Regions from separate parts of the Mus musculus genome. Here all the other regions are linked to region 1. The links are chromatin loops, found by intact Hi-C in ENCODE. Cell type or tissue: heart. All regions are shown on one strand. Region 1 holds the start of Ppp3r1 (protein phosphatase 3, regulatory subunit B, alpha isoform (calcineurin B, type I)). Region 2 holds the start of Sec61g (SEC61, gamma subunit). Region 3 holds the start of Fbxo48 (F-box protein 48). Region 4 overlaps Plek (pleckstrin). Region 5 holds the start of Cnrip1 (cannabinoid receptor interacting protein 1). Region 6 holds the start of C1d (C1D nuclear receptor co-repressor). Region 7 has its middle 31 kb from the start of Cnrip1.

The links. Hi-C counts contacts between places; a loop is a spot of excess contacts. Peaks named below come from ENCODE experiments on the same cell type or tissue, not always from the same donor. Only the 100,000 strongest peaks of a DNase experiment are listed, where the experiment ranks them.
Region 2: it touches region 1 in a loop (5-fold over the local background); 5 of 42 quality-filtered maps call a loop at or near these places.
Region 3: it touches region 1 in a loop (6-fold over the local background); 8 of 42 quality-filtered maps call a loop at or near these places.
Region 4: it touches region 1 in a loop (2.2-fold over the local background); 3 of 42 quality-filtered maps call a loop at or near these places.
Region 5: it touches region 1 in a loop (2.3-fold over the local background); 4 of 42 quality-filtered maps call a loop at or near these places.
Region 6: it touches region 1 in a loop (3-fold over the local background); 11 of 42 quality-filtered maps call a loop at or near these places.
Region 7: it touches region 1 in a loop (4-fold over the local background); 6 of 42 quality-filtered maps call a loop at or near these places.

The regions. Positions count from the first base shown.
Region 1 is chr11:17,158,763-17,162,762 of GRCm38, forward strand. It overlaps Ppp3r1 (protein phosphatase 3, regulatory subunit B, alpha isoform (calcineurin B, type I)), which reads left to right and starts at 536. Exons shown (of 6, transcript NM_024459.2): 1 at 536-780. The coding sequence starts at 778. In heart, CTCF peaks have their summits at 443 and 1,679; DNase peaks (open chromatin) are centred at 459, 1,149 and 1,729; H3K4me3 peaks cover 2,199 bases; H3K27ac peaks cover 1,589 bases.
Region 2 is chr11:16,506,362-16,510,361 of GRCm38, forward strand. It overlaps Sec61g (SEC61, gamma subunit), which reads right to left and starts at 2,123. Exons shown (of 4, transcript NM_011343.3): 1 at 1,743-2,123; 2 at 12-111. The coding sequence starts at 1,832. In heart, no CTCF peak of the experiment used is centred here; a DNase peak (open chromatin) is centred at 1,870; H3K4me3 peaks cover 2,438 bases; H3K27ac peaks cover 1,840 bases.
Region 3 is chr11:16,949,496-16,953,495 of GRCm38, forward strand. Fbxo48 (F-box protein 48) reads left to right here and starts at 1,915. Exons shown (of 4, transcript NM_176982.2): 1 at 1,915-2,969; 2 at 3,647-3,758; 3 at 3,854-4,000. The coding sequence starts at 3,881. Eldr (Egfr long non-coding downstream RNA) reads right to left here and starts at 1,787. Exons shown (of 4, transcript NR_110425.1): 1 at 1,525-1,787; 2 at 1,387-1,435. In heart, no CTCF peak of the experiment used is centred here; a DNase peak (open chromatin) is centred at 1,776; H3K4me3 peaks cover 2,233 bases; H3K27ac peaks cover 2,319 bases.
Region 4 is chr11:16,975,054-16,979,053 of GRCm38, forward strand. The region is part of intron 9 of Plek (pleckstrin); the gene reads right to left. Among named protein-coding and RNA genes, the nearest start is that of Fbxo48, 26 kb to the left of the region's middle. In heart, no CTCF peak of the experiment used is centred here; a DNase peak (open chromatin) is centred at 2,098.
Region 5 is chr11:17,050,242-17,054,241 of GRCm38, forward strand. It overlaps Cnrip1 (cannabinoid receptor interacting protein 1), which reads left to right and starts at 1,618. Exons shown (of 3, transcript NM_029861.3): 1 at 1,618-2,107. The coding sequence starts at 1,929. In heart, no CTCF peak of the experiment used is centred here; a DNase peak (open chromatin) is centred at 1,590; H3K4me3 peaks cover 1,445 bases; H3K27ac peaks cover 829 bases.
Region 6 is chr11:17,255,511-17,259,510 of GRCm38, forward strand. C1d (C1D nuclear receptor co-repressor) reads left to right here and starts at 2,037. Exons shown (of 5, transcript NM_020558.4): 1 at 2,037-2,148. In heart, no CTCF peak of the experiment used is centred here; DNase peaks (open chromatin) are centred at 1,621 and 2,101; H3K4me3 peaks cover 2,352 bases; H3K27ac peaks cover 1,768 bases.
Region 7 is chr11:17,081,089-17,085,088 of GRCm38, forward strand. No RefSeq gene overlaps it. Among named protein-coding and RNA genes, the nearest start is that of Cnrip1, 31 kb to the left of the region's middle. In heart, a CTCF peak has its summit at 2,028; no DNase peak of the experiment used is centred here.

The DNA of each region.
Region 1 (4,000 bases):
ATGGACAACAGGGCAGTCTGTCTCGTAGTATTTCTCTTAAAGGCTTCTTTCTGCACCAGCTGCAGGGCAACCTAGAGGTAGTGTCTGTTGGAGTGGGAAGCAATCCCCCACTCTTGTCAGTGGCTCCCAGGACCTAAGCTGCAGCTAGCTTTGCTTCTCCTATTTTTCCAACTGCGCGCTTGACTCCACAGTGTAGACTTGCCCGTGCCTCGCCATAGTGACATGGTGTCACCCCCCAAGAGCGACACAGCCCTGTGGCAGGTCCTGTCATTCTCCCCATTTTCTCCTCCCAGGAGTCTTCCTCCTGCCGGCCTTCCTTCGGTCACATGACAGGAAGCGCGGCTCTCCCAACGTCAAGACGTCTGCCCCCCCATCTCCATGTCCCCCGGCGCACGGTACGCAAAAAGCGCTGGCGGAGCGCTAGCGGGGCTCTGCGAGCAATCCGGTTGGAGAGCGTGTGCACGGCAGGGCGCGGGTTCCCGGATGTCAGCCTCCCGCAGGCTCCGCCCCGCCCCGCCCCGCGCTCGCTCCGCCCTCTGCGCGCCCTGTTCCGTGCCTTGAGGTTGCGGTCAGCGCGAGCCGCTGCAACGAGTCGGGGCCGCCTGTGAGCGTGAGGCTGCAACCCTCTCCTCCCGCCGACGCATCTCCAACCGGGACTCCGCCCGCCTCGCTCCGGGCCCAGGCCCCGTTGCACCCCGCCCGGCGCCGGACAGCAAAGCCGCCGTCGCCGCGTCCCGAGGATCCTACAGCCGCCGCCAGCGCCGCCCGCCGAGCAAGATGGTGAGACCTCGGTTCCCCGGTCGCGCGAGGGAGGGCCCGGGGCGTCCTCTCGGATAGAAAATTCCAGAGGCCTGGAGGGTGCAGGTGCTGGGTTTCAAGTCCTCGGCTACTTGCGCGGCCCCCGGCTCTGCGCGCTCCCGGGCCGCTGCAAGGCCCTTGCAAGCCCCCCAGCCCCTGCGCGCCTCCTCCGGGCCTCCGCGCGCCCCCCGGCCCCCTGCAAACGCCGGACGTCTCCGCGCTCCCCGAGATTCGCCGCCCCCGCCCTCCGCACGACCCTGGGCCTCCGGGCGCCCACAGAGCCGCCGCCCCCGGGCTCCTAAGCCCGTGGGCCTCCGCGCAACCCCGGCCCCGTCGCCTGTCTGGCTCGTTCGGCCTTTTCTGAACCCCGGTCCCGGGGGGCTGCGCCCTCGCTACCCTCCTCCACGTGAAACCCACTTTCCGCCCCCAGATGGGTTTCCAGGTTGGGTTTTCTGAAATCCGGTGGAAATGATAGTGTGCGGCAAATGGCGCTTTATGTAAGACCCACTTCTCCAGAGTTGTGCTTCCTCCCACTCACTCCGCATTTTCCAGCAGCGAGCCTTGGCAGGGATCCTTCCACTTTCTTGCCTTCTTCGCTCGTTTTCGCATTTATCTCTCTGCTGTTTGCAACCGTAGGGGATTTTTTTTTTTCCCGAGGCCGCTTTTCTCTGCGTTGGTGAACATGAAAGGGCCAGCGTGTATATTAGCTAAGACACCGGGCCTAGAGAAATGCTCATATTGGTTTGTTAATATTTTCTTAGTATTTTTATTTCTGTTTTTCCGGTGCTTGTGGTAGTTGTTTTTGAACGATGGCGATTTAAATTTTCCCTTCCTTACTTTCCTATTAATCCGTAGGTGGAATTCACCATGTAGTATTTCTGGCTGACGCTAGGGGTGTGCCTCCTGCCTGTCACCATAGCCAAGAAATCTATGACGCCTTTAGCTTGTTACCTTACTGGTTCTGTAGCTTCACTGGGCCTCCGTTTCGTCTTTGCAATCAAGAATTGTGTTCACAGACAAACATAGCTGCACTGCGAGTTATATGTCATTTAGTTAAACAGGATACGGGATTGTGACACTTACTGTAAACATCTTTTCAGTACATATCAAAGAATTTCAGGCGGATTTGTGATACTTAGACTCTTTAATTGTACAATACCCCCTCGCATGTAAGATTTAAGTGCTTCAAATGTGCATTGTTTACTGCAGTTGAAAACCGATTAGGTGGTGGTGGTCAGAGAAACTGAGGTTAAATATTCGAGTAAGTCAGCTTTTATTTGAAATATCGGGTTTACTGGCATCGTTAAGACCCACTAGAGGGGCAGCTTTATTAAAGTGGTTCATGATTTTGGAATGTAGAGGATTTTTTTTTTCCTTTATTTAGGAAGCTGTTCAGATGATTTGGCTCCTTGAAGGTTATAAAACTTAGCCTTTTCTACACCATTGAAGAGCATTTAAAAAGATCGTGTCTGTTCACAATAGAGTTGTAATACTTTGAAGTTAGGAATGGCACTTAATATTTTTTTGTTTGTTTTGAGGCTGTTTTTCTCTGGAGCTCATTGGCTGGCCTGCTTCAGTTTCAGCTCTTGCGATGTATACCATCCCCTTATATCAGAGTAACTGATGAAGAGGCCAAGTTCAAAATAGACCTCTCTTCCATCCTCAAGCTTATACTTCAGATGGGTACCTCAGGGCAGTTAAGAAGTTTATTCTTGTATCATCTACAAACCTGCCAAACTGGGATATTTTGTAGCAACACAGTAACCGAAGCTACGAAATGTAACGGAATTTGGGAGCTGACAGCTTTGGGCCTTAATGGAACTTTGTACGTGTTTATTTGAAGATCGGGGTCTATTGCAGTGATTTTTTTTTTTTGAAAAAAAATTAATTTTAACTATGTATATATGGGGGAAGGGTGTGTGGACAAGAGTGCAGGTGCTTTAGGAGACCAGAAGAGAGCTTAGATTCCCTGGATTCTGAGTTACATGTAGTTTTGGATTTCACATAGGTGCCAGGAACCAAACCTAGTTTCTGTAAGTGTGGTGTGCGCTCGCTTGCGCTCGCTCTCTCTTGCTCTCTCTAGCTCTCGCTCTTGCGCTCTCTCTCTCTCTCTCTCTCTCTCTCTCTCTCTCTCCTTATTCTAATTTGTACTGATGGTACTAAAAATTAGGCATCTGTGTTGCATGTTCTTTCCCAAGGCTGTTCCCTCAGACCATTGACTTTTTTTGTTGTTGTTTATTGAGACATGGTTTCTCTGTGTAGCACTGACTGTCCTGGGCCAGGTTGGCTTTGAACTTACATACATCTGCTTGCCCTTGCCTTATGAGTGCTGGGACTAAAGGGGCATGCACCACCACCATTGGACAGCCCACTGACCCTTAAATTCCTTATCTTTTTGTGACTATTTCCTAGTCAGTCCCAATATTTTAAGATTCATTTTATAATATCTGATGGGTCATTATTATTTTCTTGGGTTTTGTGTGTGTGTGTGTGTGTTTGGTTTTGTTTTTTTCTCTGGCTTCCTTTAAAACTTTCCCAGTTCACATTTGCCATTCTCCGTCTTTCCAATTCTGCCCTGACATAGGGACAGTCTTGGTGTGATCCATACCATATTGGTTTGGAAGTATCAAGACCATGTGAATAACTTGGTTTAGCCATATGGAACATTGATTAACTGAAAATATGTTGGGCTTCATGGTGATCTGGGTAATTTTCCAAGCTAAGCCTGCATTTCTGGAAAAATTCATTACCTTAAGAATAGCTAATTCTTAGTAGATACCACAGAATTGTTAGATTTTCATAATGGATTTTGTAGTTTTAATTTATTTTCTGATTAATTTAAATGGTATTAAATCTCTTATGGAGTTGTCTGTATTCATGCACACTTGGATGTATGTGTCTGCTTGTGCATGTGTCTGCATGTGCATATGTCTGCATGTATGCTCATTCACAGCCTTGTAGAGGTCAGAGGTGGGTGTTGGGTGCCTTCCTCAGGCGCTCAACACCTTGTTTTGTTTTTGAGGCAGGCTCCCTCACTGAACCTGTTTGATCTATGCCGTCCAGTGAACTCTAGGACCCTCCTGCCTCTGCATCCCAGCACTGACACTACAGGTGTGCTCTGCTCCATCTGGCTTTTTACATGAATTTGGGGGAGATCAGAACTTGGGCCCCAATGTTTGTGTGCCAAGCAGTTTATCAGCTG
Region 2 (4,000 bases), 650 kb before region 1:
GATAGTATTACCTTTTCTGTCGGGTTTGGTGCATCTTTTAACCAGCCGAATTGAGTCCTTTACAAACTGCCGGCTGGGCTCCACAAACTGCATTACCTGATCCATGTTTGTCTGTTTAAAAAATAAAAGCAAAAACAACACACTCAGTAGTATTCTCTCACATATTAGGACTTATTGAGTTATACACAGAGGCAGCACAGTCCTGAATTCAATTCATAAAGAAAAAAGCTCTTCCAAGTTCATAAAGAAAAAAGTTCTTCCAAGCCTAAATTTAGAGTGGTTTTATGATATACAAGAAAGCACGAGACTCAAACAAGCGAGCACTGATCTTACCAATGTTGTTATCCTCCCTGGCAAAGGATCATACACTCATTAAAGGATTCTCTCATTACAAGATTAAGCAATAACAGCCCCCTTTCCTATCAACTACATTCATCTAACTATTCCGGCTAAGAAACCAAAAAATAGTTACGCTTAATACTACTTTTTAAAGTTCAAACTATTGAAAACTTAGGATCTACTACAACAAGTTCCAACTATGGTGTAACAAGAGCCTAAAATGGAGGCAAGAGTACACTCCAATCAAGTTGCTGGAAGTCATGCCCATATAATATATTTAAGTAAAAGTAGATTTCTTGGGGTGGGCAGACAGATGAATATTCCAAACAACAAAAATTGGCAAGATTCAGATTCTGCAAAGCCTTCAGCTAAATGTTTAGGTTTGAATATTTTGAGGTTCTTTTGAAACTCTATTAAGAATACAACGACTCTGAGAGCCACTGGTAACGGAGCCACAGTATTTGTACTCCATTTCCAGGTCTTAGAAGTCAGATGATAATTACACTCTCTAGCTAGAAAATAGAAGCCCTGCTGGGTCCCAGTTTTAAGCCGTGAACAGTGGACAAATAGCTGAACCACTTAAGGTACACACTAAGAAATCAATTCACAGCCTGATACAGAAAGCAAAGGGACGCCTGTTTTCTCGGTGTTTCATTTAGCTGTTCTTCAAATCCAACAGCCCTAAAACCACTAGACCAACCACTGCACTCGCTGTTAGAGGAGAGCACGAGTCCACTAAGACTTCTCGATGCTGACTACTGATCAAACACTTTTACTTTAAATTTCGACACCTGAACACAACTTCACAAGAGGTTCAAAGCATCAGGCTCTGGAAGCCACAAGAGACAATGAGTTCACCAACAGTGTGAGGATGTTCAGGCAGGGGATGTTCAGGGAGAAGGCTGAACCCTAGATCCAGACGCTAAGCTCTGAGTTCGTGAACTTTTGGAAACCCTCCTCCTTAGAGGTCTTGACTGGCTAATTCCATCTGAGGCTACGTAGGTAGAACCTGTGCCTGGATTTTGCCCTTTTCATAAATGAATGGCTCTCTGTCCACCTGTCCATCAGCGACCCGGCTCAGCCAACTTGTCCACAGTTCTGCAGCTTCCAGGTCCAGCTCCTGGCCTCCAGGCTTATCAAGGACGTCCTCGTGACCCCAGCCCGTGGCCCCTTCGCCGCCCCTTTCCCCGGGGGTTCCTTTGATCTCCACGACCCCCAGGCCCGCTCATCTCGCGCCCACTTAGATCCCGGCCCCAATCATCCCACCGGACGCTCGTACCTCCAGTTTCTTCACCTCCCCTGGTCCCTCCGTGTCCCTGGCCTCCCATCCCGCGGCCCCTTTGTGCCATGAACCCTAGACCAGCTTTCCCCTACCTACCACTCATGAGAAAATCCTTACTTACTGGATGGCGGATTGAGAGCGTAGAGACACGTAGCTCAGGAGAGAACCGAGCCCAACGGAACCGGAAGCTGGCAACCCACAGCCCGCCCATTCCTCCTTTCAATTGGCTCTTCACGCAGAGACGTCACTACGCCGGCGCAGTGCTACGTGTGTTTCTCCCGGCTTCCCGAGCAGAGGCCGACCTGAGCGATTCGGGTCTCTCCAGCTGAACGGGCGGGCGGTGTGGGATCTTGGTTCCCGATTGTTCGCCTCCCGGTCTCGGGCGCAGCCTCTCCAGCAGCCTCTCCAGCAGCCTCAACGTAAATCCACGAAGTGTCGCTAGTTAGTTAGTGAGTGAGTGTCTGCGCTACAGCTATGAGTCTCCCCGCTGCGCATGCAAATAATGTCACTGATCAAAAATGAAACAAACATCTCAGTATGAACGACCTAATTCAAACTATTCTCCATTCCCGGAAAATGACTTTCTGCTTATTATTCATGGGAATATAGAGGGAATTAAGACCGCCTACCTAGAACTTTCTTGTCCCCAATGAGGAATTAGATGTACTGCTGGTACTAACAGTCTCTGAGTGCAATACATTTGACATTTCTGAGTTAAGATTTGTTGCTTGGATAATCTTGATTGGCTCTATCAGTAGGCTTTGAAGAGTTTTTACTTCATTTCACGTGCAACCTCGGGCAAGTACTGTGAAACAGATTACAATACTTTGCTTTCATATGGAGCACAAACCATAATTCTACCATTAGTATCTAAAAGACCTATAAAAATTTTCTTCCAATCACTAAAAAAGATACAGCAGGTTTGCAAGTGTCATGAAGCACTACCTTGAAACATTAGTTCTTTGCTATTTGAAGGAGTTGTTTTTGTATATTCAAAATGAGCAATTAGAGTTTCTTTTTTTAACTCAGCTTGCAGCCATATATTGGGAAGTGACAACTGTCAATCTGGCATAACTTGGCCTTTGGATATAAAAGGGGTTAATGCAGCTACTGTATTATAACATTCTTATGTTTTTCGTGGTTGTTTCAGTATAAGTACGCATCTATAAATCTATCACTTGAGAATAGGAGGTGTGTAGATGTTCCAGGTCACCCTTAGCTACATAGAAATTTGAAGGACAGCTTGGGTTATATGAAAAACGTCTCAAAACAAAACAAATATATATATACACATTCAAGCCCAGGATTAAACACTGCAAAAAGATAAAACAGGAGAGTGATTCATATATTAATGATGTTTAAAGAAACACAGAATCCATAAGAATTCAGGAGAAGTGGAACTGAGTAAAACAAAAAAATATGATTTTTAAAACCACTAAAACAGGGCAGCTAAATATAGGTGACAAACTTCTAGCATACTGTGAAGGATTATCCAAATTAGGTTACTTACTGGCTGGGTTTTTGTGTCAACTTGACACAGCTGGAGTAATCACAGAGAAAGGAGCTTCAGTTGAGGAAATGCCTCCATGAGATCCAGCTGTGGGGTATTTTCTCAATTAGTGATCAAGGGGGAAAGGCCCCTTGTGGGAGGTGTCATCTCTGGGCTGGTAGTCTTGTGTTCTATGAGAAAGCAAGCTGAGCAAGCCAGGGGAAGCAAATCAATAAGAATGATTGGCCTCTCCATGGCCTCTGCATCAGCTCCTGCTCCCTGACCTGCTTGAGTTCCAGTCCTGACTTCTTCAGTGATGAACAACAGTATGGAAGTGCAAGCTGATTAAACCCTTTCCTCCCCAACTTGCTTCGTGGTCATGATGTTTGTGCAGCAATAGAAACCCTGACTAAAGCTGGGCATGGTGGCGCACGTCTTTAATCCCAGCACTCGGGAGGCAGAGGCAGGCGGATTTCTGAGTTCGAGGCCAGCCTGGTCTACAAAGTGAGCTCCAGGACAGCCAGAGCTATAAAGAGAAACCCTGTCTCAAAAAACCAAAAAAAAAAAAAAAAAAAGAAACCCTGACTAAGACAGTTACCCTCCCACCTAGTAACCCAGGTTACCCTGAGAGTTCATCCTGTCCTTTTCCAGAGTCTATGTGTGCATTTTTCCTAGGATCCTGTGTATGCATTGCTTTGCATCTGTGTGACAGTTCCCTGTGTAAACTTTGGTTGGTTCTCACCAGGTTTTCAGCCCAGTGAATGCCATGTGACTCTGTCTCCTTTTCTTTTAGACAGTTCTGGTAGTATTCTTCTATTCTTCTGCTCAGGTTTCAATGATTCACACGGTTGTTCTGAGTTCCACAGGTGGCCGCAGGCTGAGGAGCCACT
Region 3 (4,000 bases), 210 kb before region 1:
GAATTTACCATTATCTAGGAAGATGGAAGTTTGTGATCTAAGAAGTAACCAGAGTAGATACTTAGAAATATGGATAGCTGAGTTACACCCATACACAAGTATTTACAATGGCCTAGGGGGAAGGTGGACTATACAATAGACTAGAATAGGAACTGTGGCAAGGGCACAAAGCCCTTGACCCTGGCTTCTAAGATTAAGTGGGCCTTAGGTGGAGATGTTTTTGATCCCAGTTGTTAGCATTGAATTTTATCCCAACTGGTTCCTGCCGGTCCTTCCATGTTTGCATTCCTCTGTTTTGTGTAAGAATCCAGTAACCTCTTTGTACCTTGCCGGTATGTCACCCAACTTCCCTATTTTCTTCTGTATAAAAAGTTTGATGCTCGATTTGACAAATTACATTCAGATTCTACACAATCTCATCTGTCGCTTCTGTTTGTCATTCGCCGACTCCTTGTCCACCTGCAACCAGAGACCCGTTCCACACAGATAGGAGACCCAAAAAGGCGATAGTCTGCGGCAATACTGCCCACAGTGGGCTGGGCTCGCCATAGATCTATCATCAAGAAAATGCCACCATAAACTTGCCTACAGTCCAGTCCGAGTGAGACAATTCCTCATTTGAGGTTCCTTCTTCCAAGGTGTCAAGTTGACAAAAACCAACCAGCACACACCAAATGGTGCCCCCTTCCCCCCACCCCCCCACCACCACCACCACATACACACACACCATTTCCTCTTTCCTTGTATTTCTGACTCATATCTTCTATAGAAAGCTATAGGCTTTCTTATGCCAGCTAGTGGGATGTATGGCTTTGATCGGATTGGTGTTTTTTATGAAAGCAGCTCCCTTCCCTCAGCTCTCACCCCAAGGTCTGTTCCTTCTGGTAAGTCTCTGACTTCTTATTTCAGACATTAACTGGGAATGTGAAGAAGCTCAATACACGAGGTAGTCCGCTCTTAAATGTGTCTTCCCAGGGGAGTCACAGTTTCTTGAATCCATAACAGGGGATATTGAGCGTTTCTATGTATATATATGTACATCCTGGAAAGTTCCCCAGGATGCTTTCTGCCATTAGGCCTAAGTAAACAAGTATCTCTTAGCTTCAACATCTTTATAATCAGAGACATATAGAATGTTCAAACTAAAGGCCGTAAGGGTGTAATATGCAAAAGCAGTCTTAGAGAAATACAGAACTGCACGAAAGACTGGCAAGGGGTAAATGTTGAATGCTAGCAAATATCTTCTCTGGGAACAAAACTACAATGTTCAGCTAACTTAATAACCACATAAGCTGAAAGGTTTGCAATTCCATCGTATATAGCAGTCTCGGTAGTCCTTGATATTTCACTATATTTTTGCAAGATGCTACTAGATAGAATACATACCGCATCGAGCGTTAAGCTTCCCCGGGCAGCTCCCTGGAATGTTACTATGCTAAGAAACAAAGGAAATGAGTAACACGATATTATCATCAAAAAAAATTTCAACGTGAACTTTTTCAGCAACCTTTGTCGAGCACACACCTCAGGGAAGGAGCACCTAGTCAGGTTGCAGAGTCCCCTGGGGAGAGAGAGCCTTGGCGCTCAAACTCTCGGCCGTCTCAAAGCCCTCGCTAGCTACCAAAGCACTTTGGGAGTCCCGCCCTTTGCAAGTCCCGCCCTTTGTAAGTCCCGCCCTTTGTAAGTCCCGCTCTTTTAAGTCCCGCCCATGTGCCCGCTGTCACTCAGCGGGGACGCTGGACCTTGCAGTGACTTGGGCCTCCTTTCTTTCCTTCCCTTACGGTGATGAAACGCAGGGTAAACTACCAATCCCAGAAGGCACCGCGCATGCAAATGGGTGGAGCGAGGCTTGAGAGGGCGGGACATGAAGGCCTTCCGGAAAAGATTCAAATCCGGAGGACTGAAATCGCGGGAGGAGCCGGCACCGCGCCTTTAGGTAGGAGAGGCAGCTCTGCCCTTCCCTGCACAGGGACCAGCGTGCTCAGCTGTGGTCGGTCGCTTCTCCTGCCTGTCCTCACAGCACAGGGATGTGGTTGCGCTCGCCAGGACTGGTGTGGGCTCCCTGAGAACTAGTCTTGCCCGACGATGCTCTTTCTCGGTTTGCTCACTCCTAGTGACATTTGACAGGACGGTGGATGGAGGGGCTGGAGGTGGCCCAGAGTGACCGCTCTTCTCAAAGACCCAGGTTTAGTTCCCAGTGTCCACAGAGGGGTCTTGCCACTGACTGTTACTCCATTTCGGGGATCCCACCCCCCTTTTGGCTCCTGCGGGCAGCGCACGCACTGTGTGCTGAGACTTGTTTGCAAGCAAACCGGCAATACACATACATAGAAGCAGATCTTTGAAAAGGAGGTGGGAGGACCGCAAGCTAACGCAATATTTCCGCAAGGTTGGTTCAAAAAGAGGCGACATACAAGGAATAGCTTTCGAGGCATTCAAGAGAGATAATTTAGAAGATTCCTAGTGAGATTTTTGGGAATATGACCAAGGCACCACAGAATGTTCAATTGAAAAACTTCCTGCCTCTTGTGGAATTCCTTTGACAGAAGGAAAGATTTTATTCCTAGGGAGAGCCTGGGAGAAACAGCAAACATCTGAGTGTAGTGTAACCTCCTAATAGAAACTTAGTTTCAAAGATGACACTTTGCCTTTAGTTTGTACCAGTGGTAGGAGGGGAGAAGGTTCGTTGCAAATACTTGATCTTGTGGGTTTTGTCTTGTTTTTGCACACCAAGTTGCTTTCTATTTTCTATTTCTAAAGGAAGCCCCTGTTCAGTTCAGACATTACAGTTCTAACCACAACCAGTTTGGATCATAAACAGCCTAACCAAAGGTAGTCACCATGATGTTACTAACTACAAAGACTCGAGTAGTGCATCTGAAAAGGGAATTGTTAGTCACTGAATGAAGAGATATTTAGCTATACATCAAATGCCTATTGTATCCTGATTCTCCACCACAAAAGGAACTGTAAGTATTATAAAGTAGGTAAACACAAATTGTGCTTATATTGCAACATGGCCCAGGATGATGTGTGCAGCCTTGAAGCTTCCAGAAGCTTCCACTGTGGTCCTTGAGAACATTAGCTGGAATAAGGCTTTACATCTATAGCTATATACTATTCCTAGCTGAATTATGAACTACTTAGATTGTACTTGTCACTCAGTAATAGATTTGGGGACAGTGATCCTTAGCTCATAATTAGGCACATAAGATAGATTGATTTCTAAGACACCACTCTTGAAGTGTAATTGAATATATGAGACTCCATAATTATGGTCAGGACTTCATCCTGGACTATTTTGGGTAAACTGATGTCAAGAGTATGCACTTGTCCACTACATCCAAACGGTTAAGTAGTTCTTATACAGATTACTAAAGGACCAGCAGGTTTGTGACTCTGTTAGCTCGAAGGTGAGGAAACCAATGGTAAAGCATCAGTTCACATAGAGACTTTTAATAAACACTAAAGTAGTCATTATTACTAAACTCAGCAAATGTTTGATGTGGAGAATCATTCCCCCCCCCTTTTTTTAAAGATAATGTTCTTCTAGAACAGCAAGAAACAAAACATGTAGAAACCATGATACTTGCCAAGAACTAGTGTTCAAAGTGAAGGGAATGTGTTCATGGTCTCCCATATACAGGTCAGATGTTGGCCACTTGTTTTTACGCACGCCACCTGGCAGTCTTCAAGAAACACACACGAGACACGGCATGGATTCGTCCTTGCAGATTAAGAGGCTGAAGTCAAGAAATGTAAAGTTCTTTAAATCATTCATAAACTATCTGACTCCGAGGAGGATGCACATTTTGGTCTGAAGAGGCTGAGTATATTTAACTCTGCCCTGTAGGTTGCATATGAAGACAATTGGTAAACAATGAAGAAAACCTCCAAGAAGAACAATAATTTCAAAATTCCTGGTACAGAATTGAATTCCGCGGATGCTGAAAGGGGAAAAGAAGAGAGTCAACGTAACTTTGTTGAACTACTGCCCTTG
Region 4 (4,000 bases), 180 kb before region 1:
ATTTCCCTGAACCTACCCTCTACTTAAATAGTTCAAAGCATGTCATATGTAAGAAAACTAGCCTATCATCCCTAAATGCTACCCCTCTGTATAGAAATATGATGAGAAACAGATGAATATTTGCTTAAGAAACAACAGTGACTTAGACCAGACAAGATAGGCCTGCATATGTAAGAAGTCCCAGTGGAAATCCGTATAGGTGGCAGTCTCAGTAAGATGTAGTAAGTACTCTGCATCTCTCCGTCTTCCTACCTCAGCAAACAGTTCCACTTTTTCTCCAATATGTAGGGTAATGTGTGTCACCCTTCCTTTCTCTTTCCCCTTACCCATTCTTCCCACATTACTTAGTATGACCTATTAATGAGATTACAACAATTGATCCCAGGCCTCTGCACTCTATATAAAGTACTTTACCCCTGAACCACACATATAGTCCCAGAAAACCACTTCCTTCTACATTCTTTTGTGTCCTTTCCTGGGTAGAAGGAATAGCCAGTCCTACTACAGTACACTCCTTAGTAGGTAAGGAGATCCTAAATATCTTTATACATTACTTATGTGGTCAACTTCTGTAGCTTAGCCAACAACTTTAGGGAGACTGTCAAGATAAAAGTAATGGGGGATGCTGGGCCATATAATACACACACACACACACACATATGGAGAGAGAGAGAGAGAGAGAGAGAGAGAGAGAGAGAGAGAGAGAGAGAGAGAGAGAGGGAGGGAGAGAGAGAGAGAGCACTGGTTTGTGCACATCTAATCATCAGATACTTCCTACTGCATCAAAGATGAGGGATTGGGCTATATAGGCCTCTGGCTTCCCCCAAACTACTCCCAGAAGAATGCCAAGTGGGGCATGGAAGGTGGACAAGGCAACTACTCATGCTGAAGCCAAATACAGAGCCTCCACTGTGCAAAGCCTCCTGGCACACAACACATGGCATCTACAGTGCACACCTTAGCAGGTGCTGATACTCTTATATACCTGTGACACTAATGCAACCTCTAGATAGAGGTCTTCATCCCTCTCAAACATTTTCTCCTTCCTTTGTGCTTCCTTCTGCCCACTTCTTTCCAGCCTCTTTCCCATGCCCAGATACTCACTGATCAGTTTTCTATCACTATAGATTAGTGTGCAGTTTCTAGAATCTCATGTCATTACAATTACGCAGTATACAAATCTTTTTATTTTTTTTCGAGACAGGGTTTCTCTGTGTAGCTCTGGCTGTCCTGGAACTCACTCTGTAGACCAGGCTGGCCTCGAACTCAGAAATCCGCCTGCCTCTGCCTCCCAAGTGCTGGGATTAAAGGCAAACGCAATCACTGCCCGGCATTATATACATCTTTTCTCCAAGCCTACTTGTTCTGTGATTTACCCATGCTGTACATACAAAGAGTTCACTCCTTTATTGTGTGAAGTATGTCATTGTACGAATACAGATGCTTTGCTTTTTTACTACTATACTTTTTTTAAATGTCTGGGTCATTTCCTTGACAACTACAAATGATGAACACTCATAAAACTTCTGTATGGACATATGCTGTTATTTCTTTTGTATATGGATCAAGGAATGGAGTAGAGAGTATCTGTTTAATGCTTTAAGTCTTCCCATAGGTTGATGTTCAAAGTGGCTATACCACTGCACTTTTCAGAGTACATTGAACTGCACCATTGTAATGGCTCAGGTGTTGCATTCCCTCGTCGAAACTCAGGATACCACTCTATGTTGGTTTGTGCAAACCCCCAAGTCTATGATGCTGTCTTGCTGTGAACTCAGTTAGCACTTCCCTAATGGCTGATGAATTTCCACATATGTATTTAGTTATTTGTATGTATTGATTTATCACACATGTTTGGGAACGTCTTCTGATTGTTGACAAGCCATGGGTTTTACTCATGGCAGATTGTTGCTGTGTATGTGTGAAAACTTCTTGCTGCTCATCCACAGAAGGAAATTTAAGACACGAGAGTACCCAGTGTATGTGTGTATAAATACATCCTAATCAGCCCGGAAAAAGATGTTTGCAAGAACATATCACAAAGTAAAATCCCCCAAAACCTCAAAGCCAGTGCCCATGGGTGGAGCCCTTTGCTTAGCTATATTTGACCATAGAGGTTTCCCTTAGGCCACAGAAAACTCAGAACCCAGAATTAGGGCTGGCTATGTGCTAACAGGAAATGCTGCCGTAGCTGATAGGAACGGAGCCAGAACACAGTTACCAGGGTTCCTATGGAAACAAGATAGATACCAAAAGCTGGGAAGAGCTAAGTATATCAATGACAGGACAGTGAGCTTAAGAGCATATATAGATTCAGAAGTCAGGTAAGCTGGGCTTTGAATATGCTGTAACTATAGGGCAAGGGGTCTTGAGCAAGTTTTATATAGAAATGTTCAACCAAAGAATTCTATGCAATTGTGATAAAGTTTTAAAAATTGAAAACCATTGCTCACTACCTTAGATTACCGTGAATGCCTTCGATGGAAGAAGAGACCAAGAAAGGGAAGCTAGGGTTTGTAGTGTGTTCAAACATGCCAGATAGTTCATACATGTTGCTCTATTGGTCCTAACTGCAACACCAATTTCATTTTAACAACAAAGAGGCTCATGTGGCTAAGGCTTGGGCTCCTGTGTAGCTCTGTAAGGAGTCAGGAGAATCTCTAAGAGGTCTAGAAGTAGGTCTTCTACTCGCTGGGAACATGTGCCTGAAGAGGATGTGAGTGCCTCAGAATATTTTCCATTCCTAGCCACACTCACAACCAGAGCCTGCTCTCTGATGCTATAAGATAGTCACCGGAAGCCCCAAACTAGAGGCCAGCCAACTGTTAATGGAAACTGTGAGCCAAAATAAACCTTTCTCTCTCTAGGTTGGTTTATTTGAGACATTTGTTACAGTGATGGAATGCTAGCTAACAGAGGCTGATACTAAGGGAGACTGAATACATAAGTCATGACCTTGCATCTGAGCCTGACCCCAGGCTCCAGCAGTGCCATCATATCTAAGGCTTGCCTGTGGCATCCCTGTGCGTTTTTCCTCCCACCTGCTTTGTTTCCTCCAATGACTTCTAAATTTTATGTTCATTTTGTCCTGAAACTAGGCCAAACACAGCGGGGGTATAATTTCACTCTATTTTTAAGCAACTTCTTAACTTTTTGAACTTCCCCCATTACTTTCTTTTTTCGCTACCATTTCCTCTACTTCTCCTAACACATTCTGCATGGTTTTAAATCCTGTATTTAGATAACGCAGAATACAATCTGAACTGTTGTGCAATTACCTTCCTGTCTTCTTTTTGCCCTAAAGGTGGGAGCCAGAGGTGTTTACATCACTCTCCAAAGAGTCCATAGGCAATGGGCTCCAAGCTCCTGTTTAGCTTTCTTTACCATCTCCTGACAGGCACCAAGTGGTTATTGATGTCTTCATTTATGTAACTTCCTCATTCTGCTTTGAAAGTCACTCACTATGGCACAGTGTGTGTGTGTGTGTGTGTGTGCGTGTGAAAGAAAAACCAAACATTGACCCTTAAATCAGTGCTGCATGATTTCACTATCTTGACTTCTGATTGTGTTTCGGTTTACAGATTAATGTTTTATTTGTCTAACTCCTATCAGTTATATGAGGCAAGAAAATATTTTCCTCCTTTTATCACCTTGTTTTCTGCTTTTTCCTTCTTTTTCTTTCCTAATTTCCATGGTCCCACTGTGTTCCTAGACCACCATCCTCCTACCACGATCCCATAAGCTCTGGGTTTACATATGTGTGCCACTATACCTGGCTTATATATTATTTCTTAAAACCTCTGTGGCTAGTAATAAAGCAACCTTCTTTCTTCCCACCTTAGGTTGGAATACTGAGAGAAAAAAATGTCCAGCCTCTCTTGACAGCATCAGCTGTCCTGCAAGAAGATTCCTCAGCTTTCACTCACTTCAGACGCATTCTGAGGATGGTGGCTACCATGACAGTGTTCAAATCATGTCTGTTATCTTATTGATATGCCTG
Region 5 (4,000 bases), 110 kb before region 1:
CATGCTCCCCTCACCACTTATGAAGCTACATGGCTGACCTCAAAGGATCTTAACTTAAACAGCATAGATTTTCTTTCTCTTCTCCATCTTCCTCAAGATTATAGCTAGTCTGCCCTAGGACTTTTCTTTTAAGTTAAAGGTTGCTCCCAAGATTCAAAATAAATGATAAAACTATATAGACATTATTTACAATTAGGTTTGCACCTCTTTGCACTCACCATAGGTGAATCATTATGAATCTAAATACTTTTAGATGTGGAAGAATTCACATATGACCATAGTTAAAACACAGCAATAATTCAAGTCTCTCAACATTTTGGGGACATGTCTGATGTTCCAGGTGATGTTTTGTGCATGTTGAAGATTTAGTAATACGTAAAATAGAGAAAAAACCCACCCTTGTGTTTCAAATCCTGTGTTTCCACTGCTCATCATGCTTGTAATTAAGTCTGAGCATGGGTTAGACAATGTAAAATATGATGCACCTTTAAAATAGTTGTATAGCAACTGTAGTTTCGATATGTGAGAATTCATTCAACCATTCTTTATGCTGCTGGGTCTTTTTTCAACCATTCATAGATTGGCAGTCCATTTAGGTTTTGTTTTGATTTTTTTGCTAACAGTTACAATAAACACCAATACCTCAGAATCATTTTTATACATATATATATATAGCTTATTAACTAAATAAAAGTAGCCTAACCTGTGTAAGTACAAAGTTGCAAACAACCGCATCTGTCCCAATGGGAGGCATCAATTGTATCCTGCATTTCCCAGGTATGAGGTGGAGCCTATGGTACTATCCACCTGTGTGGTGCTGAAGAAGGAACTCATTTTTCTCCGTCAGGAACTCATTTCCATGCACCTAGTCTCCCTTTGCTGCTTGGCATCTTCAACTGTCAACCACCATCTATGAGAAAGCCTTTCAAAATCATATGTAGCGTGCAAGCGCAGACTCTGCACTGTCATATGAAATGTTCTGCAGTAGTTCTTTGACTCATCCTTCTTAGACATTGTCACTACACCTAACTCACCAGACTACCTTACTTTTTACAGAGTTGGTCAGACTCACCCTTCCAGATTTGTGTGTGTGTGTGTGTATATATATATATATATGATTGATTATAGTGTCAATTCTAAGCCAAGATATGTATAATGAAAATGAAAATAGGACTCTCTCAACCTGTCCCTGCTCCCCCTTTCTCCCTAACCGCATCTGTCTTTCTATCTCCACCTAATCTAGTGTAATTTCCACTCCACGTGAGATGAGCTCTGCCTTCGGGGCCATTTGTCCTTGCTCTCAGTAGGATGCACTCATTTCCTGAAATTTAAATCATTAGCTAGCAGTTTCCTACCCCGTTTCCTGCCACTTGCCTCCACTTCCCCTCTCAGTCACTTCACACCAAACCTCAGCTCAAACCCTCCAGAAAGTGAATCTACATCCCTTAGGGCCTAGACTCTGGGGTCTCAGCTCCTTGTTGTAGCAATTAATCTTGGTCCCAGGGCCTCTCCGCCCCATCCTCCTCGCATCCGGTGCTGTTCTAGGAGGAGCCTAAACGTCAGTCCTGCTGAAGGGGATTGTGGTGCGTAAACAAGATTAACTCTCTAGCCCCCAGCAGTGCTGATTTGCGGGGCAGCCTGCCAGTCCAGTCACTGCGAGCCCTCGCGTGCGTGCAGGGCCCTGCGTGGGGAGCGGGGGATGGGGCAGCCTGCTGCCTCCATGCTGTCTCTTGGGCCGGCTCCTTTTCTGAGTGTAGTGGAGGGCCACAGCTGCTTCTCAAAATCTGGGGTGGACAGAGGCGACCGCTCCTAGCTGTGGCCTGCATCCATCCGCTCTCTCTTCCTCCCTGCTTGTCCCCTCCGCCCAAAGCGCCGCAGCAGCTCTCTCCAGCCTTCACTGTCCACCACTCCAGTCTCGGTTGCCAACTATGGGGGACCTACCCGGACTCGTGCGCCTTTCCATCGCGCTGCGCATCCAGCCCAACGACGGCCCTGTTTTCTTCAAGGTGGACGGGCAGCGTTTTGGCCAGAACCGCACAATCAAGCTGCTCACCGGCTCCTCCTACAAGGTGGAGGTGAAGATTAAGCCCACAACACTGCAGGTCGAGTGAGTGTGGGGCGTGCCGGGTGGTGGCAGGGCAATAACATCCCGGGTATGGGAGGAGCATGGAGGCTCCAGGGCATCCCTATCCTCCACTGGGCCCTTCTAGTCTCTCGAATGCTCAGCAGGACCTGGAATGAGGGCAAGAGATGAACGCCCTGCCCCTAAGCTACTCCCCCTCCTTGAGCTTGTAGTCTTACATTCCTGATTCCTTCCACCCATTTCAGTAAATCCCTTTAAATCTGCGACAAGAATCCAAGGTTTGGAGGCTTTTGCTGCTGTTGTTGTATTTTAGGGTTTGCTTTGTTTTGATTTCTTGTAAATCTCTCTTTAGTCTACCTACAACAGAGAAACATAGGTAGACAGGGTGGGGACGATGGTAGAAAGACATGGAATGTTTCAGGAACCACAATCCCGTCTCTCCTCTGCTGGATCCTGCAATCTCTCCTGCTTCTGCTGACAATACGGAAGTGGAAGTGGGAAGAGAGGCTGAGGAGTGAGTAATCTCAGTGGACAGATGGTCCCTGGGTTCCCAGAAGGATGCTCTCCAGTTCTCCCTTCCAGGGTTAATGTCAGCGGAGGCATCAGGCACAAATTAGAGGGCACTGCCTGTGCTGGGCTCACCTTTATGGATTTCATACACTGTGCCTTTTCTTTCTTTCCTGGCTGAATTTTTCAGTCAGCCTGGTCAGCCTAGTGTTGATCTCTGTGGTGGTTAACAGCATCTTCACAAGAAGACTGTAGAAGAGAATGGTGGCAGTTAAAAAAAAAAAAAAAAAAAAAAAAAGATCACATATGGGTCTTAGTTTCTTTTCCTATGGCTGTGATAAAATACCCTGACAAAATCAGCTTACTGAAGAAAGGTTTTGTTTGCCTCAGTTTTGATGTTAGAGTCCATCATGTCAAAAAGTCACGGCAGCTGCAACTTTCAGAGCCGAGACCAGAGAGCAGTGAACTGGGGCGTGCAGGTCAGCGCTCATCTGCTCCTTCCTTTCCATTCTGTCTAGAGCCCAGCAGCACACTTTTAGATGGGGTTTCCAACCATGATTAAACACAATCAAAAAACCCCACACAGATATGACCACAGACTAACCCGGAGAGACAATTCTCATTGAGAATCCCTTCCCAAGTAATTTTACATTGTGTCAAGTTAACAATTGAAACTGTCACAGGGTCCTCCTCTACTGGCTCACCTTTCACTCAAGCACTGTGTCGTCTAGTTTGTAAGAAGGAATAAAGCAACATTTATGACCCTAACATACTCGAGGGAAGAAGAGGCTTTGAAACAATCAGATACTTTCAGTTAGTTTGAAGTAAGTAAACTTATTTTATTTAGCTCGCTACACATAAAGATTTGTAGCCACACTTGGACTGTTTCTGGTGTTCACACACACACACACACACACACACACCTCCATCTCCCAGCTCCCTGTACCCATTGTCCTCACCGTCCCTAGTTGTCCCCGAACTTGTGTCCAGGCTTTCCCCCCTCTTATGCCCTGTAGAATGTTGCCCTCACTTTCACAGTTTATTTTCCCTTTCTTTGGGGGTAATTTTCTAGATTTCAAGCTAATCTGAAAGCAGATTAGGTGCTGGTAAGTTTTTCTTTAATTACATTTAAGTTGTGGTAAGGATTTCTTCAGTGCTCTAATGCAGCGACTCCCAGATTGAGTTTCTATTAGAATTTGCTGAAGAGCTTGTTGAATGATAGTCAAGTTGTGCTCATCAGAGTTTCTAGTGCTATGTTTCCAGGGTGGAGCTTTAATGTTCATATTCTGATGGGTCTCCTGTTGATACCTGGACTTTGCCCTGAGAACATTTTTCCTCATCTGAATGGATGACATCACTGAGAATTTCTGGAATGCAGTAAACCTGATGGAAAATCTTCAATTGTTGGAA
Region 6 (4,000 bases), 97 kb after region 1:
CACAGGCATGTAGTATTTCATGTTTGCTACTATTGAGTGATATGTAGTTTTTGTACTGTTTGATCCTGTTACAACAATTGAATGTGATTTATGTATACTAAAAATTATCATTTAAAGAACTAGGGACTGCAGATGGCACAGTGGTTAACAGGGCTTTCTGCTCTTTCTGTGATTGAGGTTCTGTCTCCATCACCCTTTTCAGGCAGCTCATGGCCCCCTGTAGTTTTAGCTCCAGGGGATCCAGTTCTCTTTATTGGCCTTTGTAGGGCATGTTCACATGCACTTGCAGGCATACACACAGAGATTTAAAAAATAAATAAAAAACGTAAGTTACGCCGGGCGTGGTGGCACACGCCTTTAATCCCAGCACTCGGGAGGCAGAGGCAGGCGAATTTCTGAGTTTGAGGCCAGCCTGGTCTACAAAGTGAGTTCCAGGACAGCCAGGGCTACACAGAGAAACCCTGTCTCAAAAAAACCAAAAAAAAAAAAAAAAAAAAAAAGCGAAAAACGTAAGTTAGGAATGGTGGCACAGTTTGGAAGAAGCAGAAAGAGAAGGAGAAGGAGGAGAAGGAGAAGGAGAAGGAAGAAGAAGAACAACAACAAACATCATACATACATACATATTAAAAAAAAAAAAACCTTGTTAGTGTTTTAGGGCTTCTATTGTGGCAGGGAAACACCATAACCAAAAAGCAAGTTGGGGAAGGAAGGGGTTAGGGCTTACTCTTCCATATTACCGCTCTTGCCTAAGGAAGTAAAGGCAGGGACTCAAACAGGACAGGAACCTGGAGGCAGGAGCTCATGGCTTGCCCAACCTACTTTCTTATGACAGCCTAGGACCACCAGTCCAGGATGGCACCATGCATAATTGGCTGGGCCCTCCCCTGTCAATCACTAATGATATGCCTTGCAGGACTGCCTACAACCTGACCTTATGGGGCATTTTCTTAATTGAGATTCCTTCCACTCAGGAGACCTGTGCCAAGTTGACATAAAACTATCGAACACAGTTAGGAATGATGGCACGGCCTGTAACCCTAGTACTGATAATCCTGAATTCAAGGTCAGCTATATCACACAGTGAGACCCATTCAAAAACAAAAACAACACAAAATATGAACTTGTACTTTTCATATCTTCACACCCTCATTTAATTTTTGAAACTATTTTTCATAACTATCACCTAACCAGGTATCGGGCACTATATTAGGGAAGCCCCTCCAAAGATTAATCTGAGGTGCACAGTTTGGTCCGGAGGGACCCAACTTCCATCAAAGCAAAGAAATGGACAAAGGTGTAAGGAACATTCAGTTTGAAGAAGCCTAATCTAGACAAAATGCCAGGGCCTTCGACTCCAATCTTGCCACCTTGGCGGGAGACCTTTAAGTTCTTTGCCTAGCATGGCTGTCCACTCTGAGAGGCTCTACCAACAGCTGATTGAGAAAGAGGCAGATACTTACACCCAACCATTGTCGGACTGAGGTTAGAGACCCCTACGGTTGGATTAGAGGAAGGGTTGAAGGAGCTGAAGGGGAGGGTGACCCCATAGGAAGATCAGCAGTCTCAACCAACCCGGACCCCGGGGGGCTCCCAGAGGCTGAGCCAACAACCAGGCAGCATACATGGGCTGAGCCAAGTGCCACCCATTCCCCAGCCTCCTGGGACCTATGTAGCAGAGGTCTGCTTAGTCTGGCTTCAGTTGGAGAAGATGGGTCCAATTCCCAAGGGTCTTGAGGCCCCAATAATGGGGGATGGGGAGATAGATGATGGGGAGCAGAATGGTGTGAGGAACTGGGTGGGGGACCGGGAGGGGGGTAACGCCTGGAATGTAAATAAATAGTTAATTAAAAAATGTGTCAAAAAGAGAAAGAGAGAGAGGGGGGAGGGAGGGAGGGAGGAAGGAAGGAAGGAAGGAAAGAAGGAAAGAAAGAAAGACAGACAGACAGACAGAAGAAAGAAAGAAAGACAGACAGACAGACAGACAGACCACTGCACTTAGCTCCTGGATGGACAGAGGCGGGGCAAGCCTCGGGACTGAAGTGCGCACGCGCACGACCGGGAGAGACGCACGGGCGGCAGGCAGAAGCCGTGTCATGGCGTCATCATCGTGCGACCTATTTCCCGGAGACAGGCGTCCACGGTATTGAGGTATTGTGCAGAACCGCGTTCGGGTGCTTGTCGTGCTCCCGTCACAGTCTCTTTTCCCGCACCCCGGGATCACGTCCGTCCTGTGGCCGACTGGGAGGAGCCGAGCGGGACTGCTCGCTTCTAGCGTAGTCCCTGCAGTGGCGGCTCTCGGGCTTTGCTTTGGCCTTTAGTTTCTCTGTCAATACCGTCTTCATTTCGCTGCCACTGTTAACGTTGCCTTTCAGAGGTTGAAAAGCGACAAGTAAAACACCCAACGCCATCAGCTTCTAGCTGATTCCAAATCTAAACGGAGACAAAATGGAAGGTGGAAAAAGTAACTTTGCGTGCAGCCCTTCCTGTTCCGCCCAAGGTCGGAATGCTTGCGGTGGCAGTGTTAGCCCTTTTGAAACAAGGGTTTCCTTAATTTTACTTTTTCTTTTCCGAGACACAGTTTCTCAGTATAGCCCTGGCTGTCCTGGAACTCGATCTGTAGAACAGGCTGGCCTCGAACTCCGAGATCAGCCTCCCTCTCTTAGGTGTTAGGATTAAAGGCGTGGGAAACCGGGCCGGGCCGGCAGCTTTCTGCTGTAGCGGATTGTATTAAGAGGAATTTTTCAGTGTCATCTGGGAAAATTTCATCGTGGCTCAAATTTCTGTTGGAAGATAGCGTTAATGACTTAAAATGTGTTGACTACAATTTAGTTTTGGCTTGGAAAAGGTGTATTTGCCCTGGTGAGATGTCTGTGGTGTAATTATTAACCTGTTTGGACTAAGAGTAGACAGAACTAAGTATCAACGTTAGTTTTTATTTATAAATGACAGCTATCCTTATTGAACTTTAGAAAACTACTTCTGGATGGTGGAATTGATAGACTGAATTGTTTTGTTACAAGATAAGATGACAGTGTGAACAGTTTTTGTTGTTTTCTAGTAATAGAAGTGAAATTCCCAAATCAGAGATGTTGTGGATGCTTTCCGGTACCTATAGGGATGCAGTTTTCTCTTGTTTTTAACTTTGAAAAGTTCTATGGGTAAACAGTAGCACTTGTTTGCAAGCATTTGACTCTTCATGTATGGCTCTGAATAGTCTACAGTGGATTACCTCTTTGTTATTTCCACTTTCTTAAATAATAACTAATATTATGAACTAGTACTTTGAGCATTCTACTAATGGAGTATAGCTTTAAGAGTTTTATTGATATTTATTTTGTCTACATCACAACCTTATGTATTATTATTACTTTAGAGGTAATTGTAAAAACAAGCCCCACATTTTTGAGAAGATAGTTTTTGCTGCTTTCTTTCTTTCATTTTGAAAACATGTTGAAGTAAGCATTAAATTAGAAGTTGATTCTGGTGTGGCTCCAGTCTTAACAGGTCCTTGTAATTTATGTACTTTAAAATGTTTCTATTTATTCATGTGTTTGTGCTCATGTCTCTTTCTGTGTATTTGTCACATGTGTGTGGGTGTCAGCAGAGGCCAGAGGACCCAGTGGAGCTGGACTTACAGATGGTTGTGAGCTGCCCAAACTGGCTGCTGGAAACCAAGCTTGGGTTCTCTGGAAGATGAGAAGTGCTCTTAACTGCTGAGCCATCTCTCCAGCCTTGTAATTTATATAATTTTTATTGCTAGACTTTTGCACATGTATTTTTGTGTGTTTATGTGTGGTTTCATGCAGGTGTGTGTTCTCATGTGAGTGTATGTGCTTATGTGTGTACGTAGAAGCCCAGCGATGCTGTTTTTCTCTATTGTTCTCCACTTTGTTTATTGAGGCAGGGTTTCTTATTGAAGCTGGGAGTCATTGACTCCAGCCAGTCCAGCTAGACTGCTAGGGGATTCCATGTTTTGGTACCCTCCACACACAGGAGATCT
Region 7 (4,000 bases), 78 kb before region 1:
CTTGGTGAGTCTCCTTGTGAGACATGCTGAACTGACCTGCTTGAACTTCTGATGTCCTGGACTTTCAGCTGGATCCAGTCAAGACACAGACATCAAAGACTAAATCAATCGTTGGTGTGGCCTTTTTCCTACCCTTCAAAATATCTCAACACCCATATTGAGCTTGAAGAAGTTATGAAGAGCTGTTGACCCATTTCCCTGGGCTTTGGGGCCAGAGGGGGTTATTATAGGTTGTCTTTCTGGGGAATGTAGAAATGGTCATAATTGGAACACGGAGGAATAGCTAGACTTGATTGCATAGCCATAATCTCATTTGGTAGAAACATTTTTAATTGTTACTAGGTTGATGTCATACTTTCTTATTTTGGTACAGAATTGTTTTGATGCAAAATCAAGGTTTTCATTTTTATAAATTCCTTCTATTGATACAAAAATTTTAAACTACAGGACTTAGACCCAGTCCTTCTATAACTGTTATTATAAAAAGATCTGAAATGTTTACGTCTGTGAGTTAAGGGCCAAATAACAAATTCATGACTCTGAGTTTATAGTTAGGGTGTTTTCAGATATTTTAATTAGAAATAGCTGATAGTAGTAACAGAGAACAGTCCAGATTAGTTTACATAGATACTTAGTTTTCAAAAACGTCAGAAATCCATAGAATGTGGCACGTGATATTATTTAATGCTTCATGACTTCCTGACTTACTGGGGCTGTATAGATAGGCAACTGTCTCTACAGTTTATCTCAGCTCTGGAAGCTGTGTTAGGCTTCCTATATATTTTCAGTTAATGTTGGTCATTTTCAGATTTCTGAAGGGGTTGAAAAACTACTTATTGTCTCATCGCCAGCCCAGGCTATTTAACATTGAGAGAATAGATCTGAGAGGATGGTTTTCAGATGGCATACAATCTAAAGCCAGGACATAAGTCAAGGTACAATCATAAGTCTTTTAATTTAGGAGAGATGACAATGTCCTATCTTAATGACATAAATGAGGGACTGGGTGTTAGGTCTATCTTATACTTTATAAACTACAAAATGGTAATAGTTGTTCTCTGTTTGTATTTGAGAGAAAGGTTTTGTTTTTTATTAGAAAAGAAAGGGGGAAGTGTTGTGGGTGGGCCTGGTGCTGTTTGTATTTATATGCTAATTCTGCTCTCCTGGGAGGGGTTGAAGACAAGGAGTGAGTCACATATCCAGATGACTTCTTGTGAACCAATCCCCTAATGAATAAAGAAGCCAATCGCTGGGTGAGTAGGCTGGAATTCTAGGTTGGACAGAGGAAGAGGAGGAGGAGGAGAGAGAGGCTTTTGGAACGGGATAGCATAAAGACAAGATGTACCTGCCAGAGTTTCCTGGTACTATGATGGATCCGTCAAGATTTGCCACCAGAGGAATCAGATTTAATAGGACTTACAAGATAAGGTTTTAGTTGTTGCGCCCAGAGATTGAGTTACTGTTGTTTCTGAGGAAAAAAAAAAGTGTCTACACATCTACTAAGCAATCAGCATAAGTTTGTCATTATCTTTGTTCCTTACTTTGTGACAACTGCTCCACTGGTGAGATAATGAACACAATAGCAAGAGGGCCTCATACGGGAGCAGACAAGTACACCACCAGCAGTCAGACTTCATTGCCTGCTCACAGGGCTTCAAGGAACGTGGCACAAAGCCTATACTGCACATGATTCCATAAGAAGGAATTTCCTCCTAAAAAATAATATCCTGCCTTCTATATTATCACTTACTTGAACATGAAACACCCTACTATGTTGGGGAAAACTCAGCTTGAGATTTTGTTTCCTTTCGTATGAGAGTATGGTGGTCCCCACCTGCAATCCCAGAACACGGGAGGATGAAGCAAGAGGATCGTAAGTTCAAGGCAGCCTGTGCCATATAGCCAGAGCCTGTCCCAAAACACCAAGAGCACACAAGGTTAATGGAAGTATTTATAAAGGGTTGATTTATTACAGAACTAAATTTGGAAGCCTTTCTTTCACCAGTAAATAGCTAGCCTGCAATGAGTCTATGCTGCCACCAGGGAACAGCAATTCCCCAGCTTGGGACTAATAAAGAGCTCAATGTATTTCTCAGTTAGCACGTTCAACTATAATAGCAACTACTACATTTGCCAAGTGAAAGCACAAGCCTGTTTCTAATTATCATATTTTAAAAGTCTAACTTCAGTTATTGGCCAGACATTGACCTATTTATAAAGGTGGGGTTTTCTCTGGAATGTGAAGCAACCTGAAGGCAATAAAAGGGGCAAAATGGAAATCTTTATAAATATTTGATTTATAAATTTTTATAAATAAATATTATAAAATTAAAATTTATAAATATTATATTAATATTATAAATATTATAAAAATAAATCTTTGTAAATCTTTGATTTATAAATGTTGTGTTTGTGAAACAGTAGTGTCCAGCCTGTAAGTGATCGCAGAGCTTTGGAGTTTGTTTGGAGCTTGTATGTAGTATCATGATGCTTGCAATAATATGTGCTTTCTGAGGGAAGAGGCTTCACTGCCAATTGGAAGCCAGTCAACCCAGGACTGGAGGAAATGTGGCAAGTCTAACCACATATGCCTCACACAGAGGTGCTGAAAGAGCCTGGGTAAAAAGCCAGGGCGTGAGCCCCACTAAGACCCCTTCTGAGCTCACGGTCACCTCAGTTTAATCTAGTCTAGAGTTTTATCAAAATCATTTAAAAATCTATGACTTGAACCTCTCTTTGTTTTTAAAGTGGTGTGTGTGTGTGTGTGTGTGTGTGTGTGTGTGTGTGTGTGATTCCTGCAGGTCCAGAGACAAGGTAGACTCAGAAAGGTGGATGAGTGGTGTAAATGAAGCAATAGGAAATCTTAACAGTTCATCTGCCCTGCTGAATGAGTGCTCCTGGCATCTCCTGTTCTACTTAGTATTGGACTCCAGCCCAGTCTCTCTGGCTACTTTTCTCTGGTTCTCCTCCTACTCCAAAATATAAGTGCTCAGCTATATCAAGTAGCTGAGTCGTAACTTTGTCCCTCAACCACCTGGGAGAGTTATTTTTATACAAGTTGTAGTCACTCTTTTCACTTCCAGCCTCAGATGGCTGTCTCCCTAGAAGCCTGAGGAATGAGGCCATCCTTTTAATTGGGGTGATGATGAAAGTACTCTGAAGCAAGGGCAAGGGTAGGAATGCATGGGATTTATGCTCATTTCCTGAGAAGCCATCTATCCAGCCATGTAAAGTGCACAGGTCACACATGGGAACACAAAACATGACAAAAAGAAAGATTCTGCCACAGATGTGGCACAATCTGTTCACTACAGACTGTTCCCTGTAATGGCCTTTGACTCTGAGGTTAGACACAGTTCGGCCATGTGCACTGATCCAGTTTCTGGCTCTTAGGAAATTAAAAACAGAACAAGTAGAGGAAAGAGGACAATCTATAGAGATTAGTTACAGGCAGAATATTTTTCTTTTTTACAGAGAAGAAGACAAATATCACAGTAAGTCAAAATGCGTACTAGTAATGTCCATTTACAGTAGAGATGTAAATTTCTCTGAAATCGAGGAGTAGCTACAGATACCAAATAAAAACTGATGTACATGGTTCAGATTCATTTAAGGACCCTGACCCACTGTTTTCATGAATGTATCGTGCATGGTTCAGTGCTTGGGAGCTCAGATTCTGGAACCAAATACCTCATTTAAGTCCTCATTCAGGGCTGGAGAAAGGAAGTGCAGATTGCCCTGCCTCCACGGCCCAGTGCTGCAATGGGAGGTGTCAACACCACACCGACAAGACCCCATTCTTTGATAAAATACAAAATCAGGACAGAATCAGAGCATTTCAATTCAGTAAAAGTCAAGAATCATGTCAAATGTTCTCTGTACTATTTCTTTCAATCACCTTATCCTTGTGAGACGGGCTGTGTACATCCTGTTTCCATTTCTCACAGAAAAATAGACTAAAAAACAAGATGCAAAGTTTATTTTGTTACAAGAAGCCCCT